Regions from separate parts of the Homo sapiens genome. Here region 2 is linked to region 1. Evidence: read pairs that join two places in POLR2A ChIA-PET (ENCODE). Cell type or tissue: A673. All regions are shown on one strand. Links, peaks and the distances in the headings refer to the core of each region. The heading gives the core; the rest is flanking DNA. Region 1 has its middle 4.6 kb from the start of FAM13C. Region 2 has its middle 70 kb from the start of FAM13C.

The links. Peaks named below come from ENCODE experiments on the same cell type or tissue, not always from the same donor. Only the 100,000 strongest peaks of a DNase experiment are listed, where the experiment ranks them.
Region 2: POLR2A ChIA-PET joins it to region 1 with 10 read pairs; 4 of 35 experiments call an interaction of 5 or more read pairs at or near these places.

Annotation. Positions count from the first base shown.
Region 1 is chr10:59,365,666-59,368,589 of GRCh38, reverse strand. No RefSeq gene overlaps it. Among named protein-coding and RNA genes, the nearest start is that of FAM13C, 4.6 kb to the right of the region's middle. In A673, for the core only: no CTCF peak of the experiment used is centred there; no DNase peak of the experiment used is centred there.
Region 2 is chr10:59,430,937-59,433,860 of GRCh38, reverse strand. No RefSeq gene overlaps it. Among named protein-coding and RNA genes, the nearest start is that of FAM13C, 70 kb to the right of the region's middle. In A673, for the core only: no CTCF peak of the experiment used is centred there; a DNase peak (open chromatin) is centred at 1,420; H3K4me3 peaks cover 654 bases; H3K27ac peaks cover 2,500 bases.

The DNA of each region.
Region 1 (2,924 bases), core at 161-2,660:
CAGGGAGTTGGAGGTTGCAATGAGCCGAGATCTTGCCACTGGACTCCAGCCTGGCGACAGAGCAAGACTCTGTCTCAAAAATAAAAATAAAAAATAATAATTAAACTAGATAACTCCCAAGGTTCTAAAGAATCACATCAGTAGCAAGGATGTATTTGATTATCTGAAAATTAATTCAAACCAAGGTGTTGACAACCAACTGTGCTTTTCCCAAGAAAATTTTTTCTTTTAATAGGGTGTTCTAGGTTGGCAATTCCACCAACATGCCCACATTCTGCTTCCACTGCAAACATTGCTGAACAGTCAATCCCAGTACCCTTTCTGGCTGGACTGGGACCACACCTCAGAAATAGACAACATTCTGTGCAGCCAGTATCATCAATCAGGTTGGCACAACAGCAGGAGATCTATCTGTTATCCCTGCAAAGGAAAGGAAGGAATGTCTGATATAGGAGTGCATTACCTGAAGGTAAAGTGTCTTGGAAAAACCTCACTTACAATGAGTCCCTTAATCAGGAGCTAACATTTCCTAGATAATAGAAACAAAAAAAGGGGGTGAATGAAGTATTATCTTGAAAGTGAAACTAAATATTCACTCATTAATTTTATTCTGCAAATATTTATTGCATAGCTACCTTGGTAGACACTATTGTTGACCATGGGGATATACTAGTGAATGAGGCCCAAAAGTCTTTTTACTCAAAGAGCTTAACCAGGGGTGTCCAATCTTTTGGCTTCCCTGGGTCACATTGGAAGAAGAATTGTGTTGGGCCACAAATAAAATACACGAACACTAATGATAGCAAATGAGCTAAAAAAAATCACAAAAAATCTCAATGTTTTAAGAAAGTCTACCAATTTGTGTTGGGCTGGATTCAGAGCAGTCCCGGGCCCCAGGTTGCACAAGCGTGGCTTACATTTTAGTGGAGGGGGGAAAGTATACAACAAATAGACAAATAGCTATTAAATATATGGTAGGGACAGATCCTATGAAGAAGATAAAGCAGAATAGAATGATAGGAGAAACTAACTTAGGGAGTTAGTTTTCCCCAGGGGAGGACGTTTGTGCATATTACAGGTGGTGTTCCCAGGTGCAAACGTCCTAGGGCAGGATCAGGTGCACCTGTTATAATAACAGGAGAGAGGCCAGTGTTTTGGAGATAAGTTCAGTTGTCTCCAGGGCCAGAGCACATAGGGCCTGAGAGGCCATGGTAAATGGTAAAGAAATTATAGAAATATTACTATTTTATATTCTGGGTATAATTCAAATAGTGAACCAATTCTTAAAAATCATAGAGACTAAATTTTACCTATTGGAGGGGTTATACATATTTTTCTCAAAAACATTAATAGCTCAAAGTGATAATCTTCACATCACATTTGATACTCATTACATTATTATAAAAAGGGAAATTACAAAATTAATTAAGGGCTCCATAAATTTTTCCAAGGGCCACTCTTAATCCTTTGATAATTGATTAATTCCTTTTGGAATTGGCATCTCAGCATTCTTGTCAATTTTTATTCTTTGGTTGTTACTGCCAATACCTCACTTGTCACTGGTTTTTAATGTGATTCAAGCTGTTCTGCAATATCACTTCCACTGGCTTCAAGAAATCCTGACTCTTTTGTAAAAAATTGAAATTTCACTTATCAATCAATTTACATTGCATCTGCATTTTATTGTCAGATAAATCAGAGAGAGATTGCCAAAGATGGACTTGATGTACACTAGCATTAATTGGGGAGGGTTGTTTGGATGAAGACCAATATCACAAACAGTCTGTCGCTAGTACATGTTTTTGGTATCACAGCTTTGCTTCCCTGGGCACCTTTGAATCTTCAGGAGCTCAGTTACTGACCACTCAGATAATAAGGACTCTTGATATGCTGTCCTCATTGGAGCTGGTGAAGAAATAGATTAGGGGACAGGGATGGGAAGAAGTTTTTTTTTTTTTCTTTTTTTGTGGAAAAAAAATTATCTCTTCAGGCAAGAGTCCTCTCTTTCACAAGGAAGCCTGGTCATTCCCAAGGGTACTGACAGGAAGCTACAAGTCACTCTGTCCAGGCCAATAGAGCAGGCCTCTGTTGATTTCCTGGCATTGTAAAGATTCTGGCTTCTTGCCCCAGCATCTTGCAGAAAGTGATTTCTCAGAATTGTCTGTTCCTCCAGGGATGCGCAAGTATTTTAAATTGAAGAGTTGTAAACTGAGCACAAAGCCAATCTGGATGAAACCCATTTCATCCGGAGCAGCCCATCCGCATTTAGTAAAGTTTTAAATTTTATTGTTCTTAAAAAAAAAAAAAGCTGTGTAAACACTGCGCCATCATAGGAAGTAGAAAGAAAATATCATCTGTAAGCCTCCTCTTCAAGCACAGTGGCATTGTTCATCTTGTCTCAAGCTTTGTTTATATATTCTTATTTATTATAATAATACTAATGAAAATAAGGATAATTAGCAGCATTTATTTACTATTTTTTAAATTTGTCAGGCATGTCATTTAATTTAATCTTCATAAGAACCCATAAAATAGGTCATTATTATCTTTATTTTACAGATGAGAAAATTGAGGCAAAAGAGGTTGTTCATGTTTAAACTATTAGTAAGCGGTGGGTCTTGAGTCTTGGCAAATCTGGAAATTTCTTTCTTGACCTCTACACTGTTGCTTTATATTTTGCATATAGTCAAGTCAATACATTAGAATTAACAATTTTACAATTAAACTAAACTATTGGTATTAGATCTGATATTCAGATATTGGTTTTAGAGCACTGATAGAAAAATGAGCATTTAAAATTGAGCACTTTTAACATGTTAAGTGAATTAACCATATTCAAATCTAGCATCTTCATTTTTCCTTTATTTTACTTATATTGTATACAATAGAATTGTACATATAATATACATTATGTATTTTACATA
Region 2 (2,924 bases), core at 332-2,831, 65 kb before region 1:
GGAGGGCATGTTTTCTGCTAATGGAAGAAGAGATAAGCAGGCAAGGACAATTGATCCTTATTGCGCACACATATTTTGAATCCCCAAATGCTCCTCAGTACCCAGTGCAAACTCTTCTTTCTTATGACATTGCTCCTGAATGGCAAAATGAATCCTGGAGGCCCTCTTTCTCCTCCTCTCAGCAGCCTCTGCTCAGCCTCCATCTTAATTAAGTCTTGAGCTCACATTCCCTCTTATTTTGCCAACCCCTTGCTGGTTTCATCACAGCTGACAATTGACAAAGAAATCATTTTCTTTAACCTGCCTGGGGGTGCACCACTATTAAGTTTGAGAGGAAATAACACGCAAAGAGTAAAGAGAAAAAAACACATCATTTTCCCCCCAACATATTACAGTAATCTATGTTGATTACATTTCCTTTTCTCAAAGAGTCTAATTCCTCCATCAATCTGGAGCTACTAACACAAGAGGCTGCGAATGGCTAAAGAATTTGATATAGAACTGTAGCATGATTTACCTCTGTTTACAATTTTAATGTGCCAGACTTACCTTTGTCTAATAGATCCTGAAGGTTTTTCTCAGATTTAAAAGAATTATATTCTTTCAAGAAATGTCAAAGTTCAAATACACAAGAACTAAATTAATATTAATAGAAGCTCTGATTATGGTTATACTTTTACTCCTAAGGAATTTATGGGAAGTTGAAATTCTGGAGTCTGGAAATGGAAAACACTGATAAATATTGATAAATATTGGCATTTATTTAACATTTAGTTCGTGTTGTCTGTGCAAAGCATAATTGAGCTCACTGTTTAGCTAAATGTCTGCTTTATTATATCTCTGCTGTTTTAAATGTTTGGGAATTGGATTGAAATCACAGTGAAGGCTCTAAGGCATTTTGCTTATCTAGAAACTGAATATAAAACCACAGAGATGACAATTTTTTATTTCTTTTGGCGTTAGCTCCCAAGATTGTCGTGTTCTATGCATATAGATGACAAGTACCTTCTCCCAAGGTAAAGGATAAACTTGGCAAGTGGCCAGTGGGTTGAACCAACAATTCTTCCTGAGTTGAGCTGAGATGAGGCCCCAAACACTGGCATAACCTGAAATTTGATTTGAGTGATGACTTATAAAGAGACAGCATTAAACAACCAACTCACCAAGTGAGTCATCTTTGCTGAGCTGTGCACTTTCATTATCCTCAGAAATCTATTAAGAAATCATCTTATTGTTTGCCTAATGCAAATGGAAATGCCTAGCATATTGATTCTACTCCCAGTTTATACTCTGGATAAAGACCAGTCTACACCCGGGAAGTGTTCCAGGATCCTGATGGGGCAAAATTGTGAAATAGGCAGAAATTGTCTTCCAGCAGCTCTTCTCAAGCCCCCTTCTAGTGTACATTTACCCCTACCTCTCAAAAGCCAAGCATCTCCTCTCCTCCTCTCCTCTTCCTTCCTTCCTTCCTTCCTTCCTTCCTTCCTTCCTTCCTTCCTTCCTCCCTTTCTCTCTCTCTCTTTCCCCCTCTGTCTCTCTGTCTCTCTCATACACACACACACACACACACGGGTCCTATGGACATGGTGGCTCTCTCACTGGGTGACACTTTCTGCTCAAAAACTTTGCTCCACTTCCTTGCTCCCTTCCTCTGCACAAAACTAATCTATTATCTAAGTTTCTCTTCCTTGGGCCTTGGTAAATGTCTGAAGTTATTTTGACAAAGACGGATTTGAGTATTGGGCAGTGTAGTTAACAAGAGTATTTACACGACATCAGAGAAAGCTAATTTGTGGAACATTCAGAAACAGTCCATCAGGCTGATAAATATACACTTGGGGACCTCAATAACTACTGTTTAGAAAGTCATCATGGTGTGGTAGAATTACACAGCTTGTGTTCTCCATCTAGGTAATTTTAAATAAATCATTTAACTTTTTCATATTAGGTATTCTTACCTATTGAAAGCGAAGAACTAATACCTTGTTTTCTTACTAGAGTGGCCATCTGCTGGATTTGCCAGCTTGACAGTCATTTCTCCTTCTTCCTAATTTTCCTTTGCACAAACATCCCCCACAACATGCAGTCCAGGTATTATGCTTGGTGGTAACTGGAACCTCACTCAATCTAGAAAAGTAAGGGTTAGCCTTGAGACATTTAATGCAACAACTTGAAAAGAGGTGGGCTCTTTCCACTGGTAACTTAAAGTGGCCAGAGGCCATCTTTGCCACCACTTGGGGTAACTCCAGGACTGAGACATGCTGGATTAACATCACCAACACAAGGGTCTAGTCAGCGTCTTTCTCTTAGGATTTGCCTATCAGATAGGGAAAAGATCACTTTGGTTCTGATTGGGTCAAGAGCCTATCCTTGAATCTGATCATGCTTGCTACCAGATTTACTTTTAAGCTACACGAACCAATAAATCGTCTTTTGTTTAAGCTATATTTATATATATTTGAGTTGAGTTTCTGTCACTTACAGACAAGAGAGTTCCAACTAATACTGTTTAAAACAGCAGTAAAAATAATTCCACGAACGATGGCTCTTATTATAACAGAGGATTGGCAAATTTTTTCTATGAAGGGCCAATATTAAATATTTCAAGATTTATGAGCTATAGGGTCTGTCACAACTACCCACCTTGACCACTGTAGTAAGAAAGCAGTCATAGGCAATATATAAAGTGTAGCTGCTCTCAAATAAAACTTTATTTATGGACACTGAAATTTGGTTTTCATATAATTTTCTATGCCTTCAAATATTATTCTTCTGTTGAGTTTTTCAACTATTTAAAAATGTAAAAACCACTCTACAAAAATAAGAGTTTTATAATGGTTTGCTCACTCTTACTCTAAAGGGATAGTGGAATGCAAGAATCCTAGCAACTGCCTTTCTGGAGATTAACAGTTTACCTAATAAAT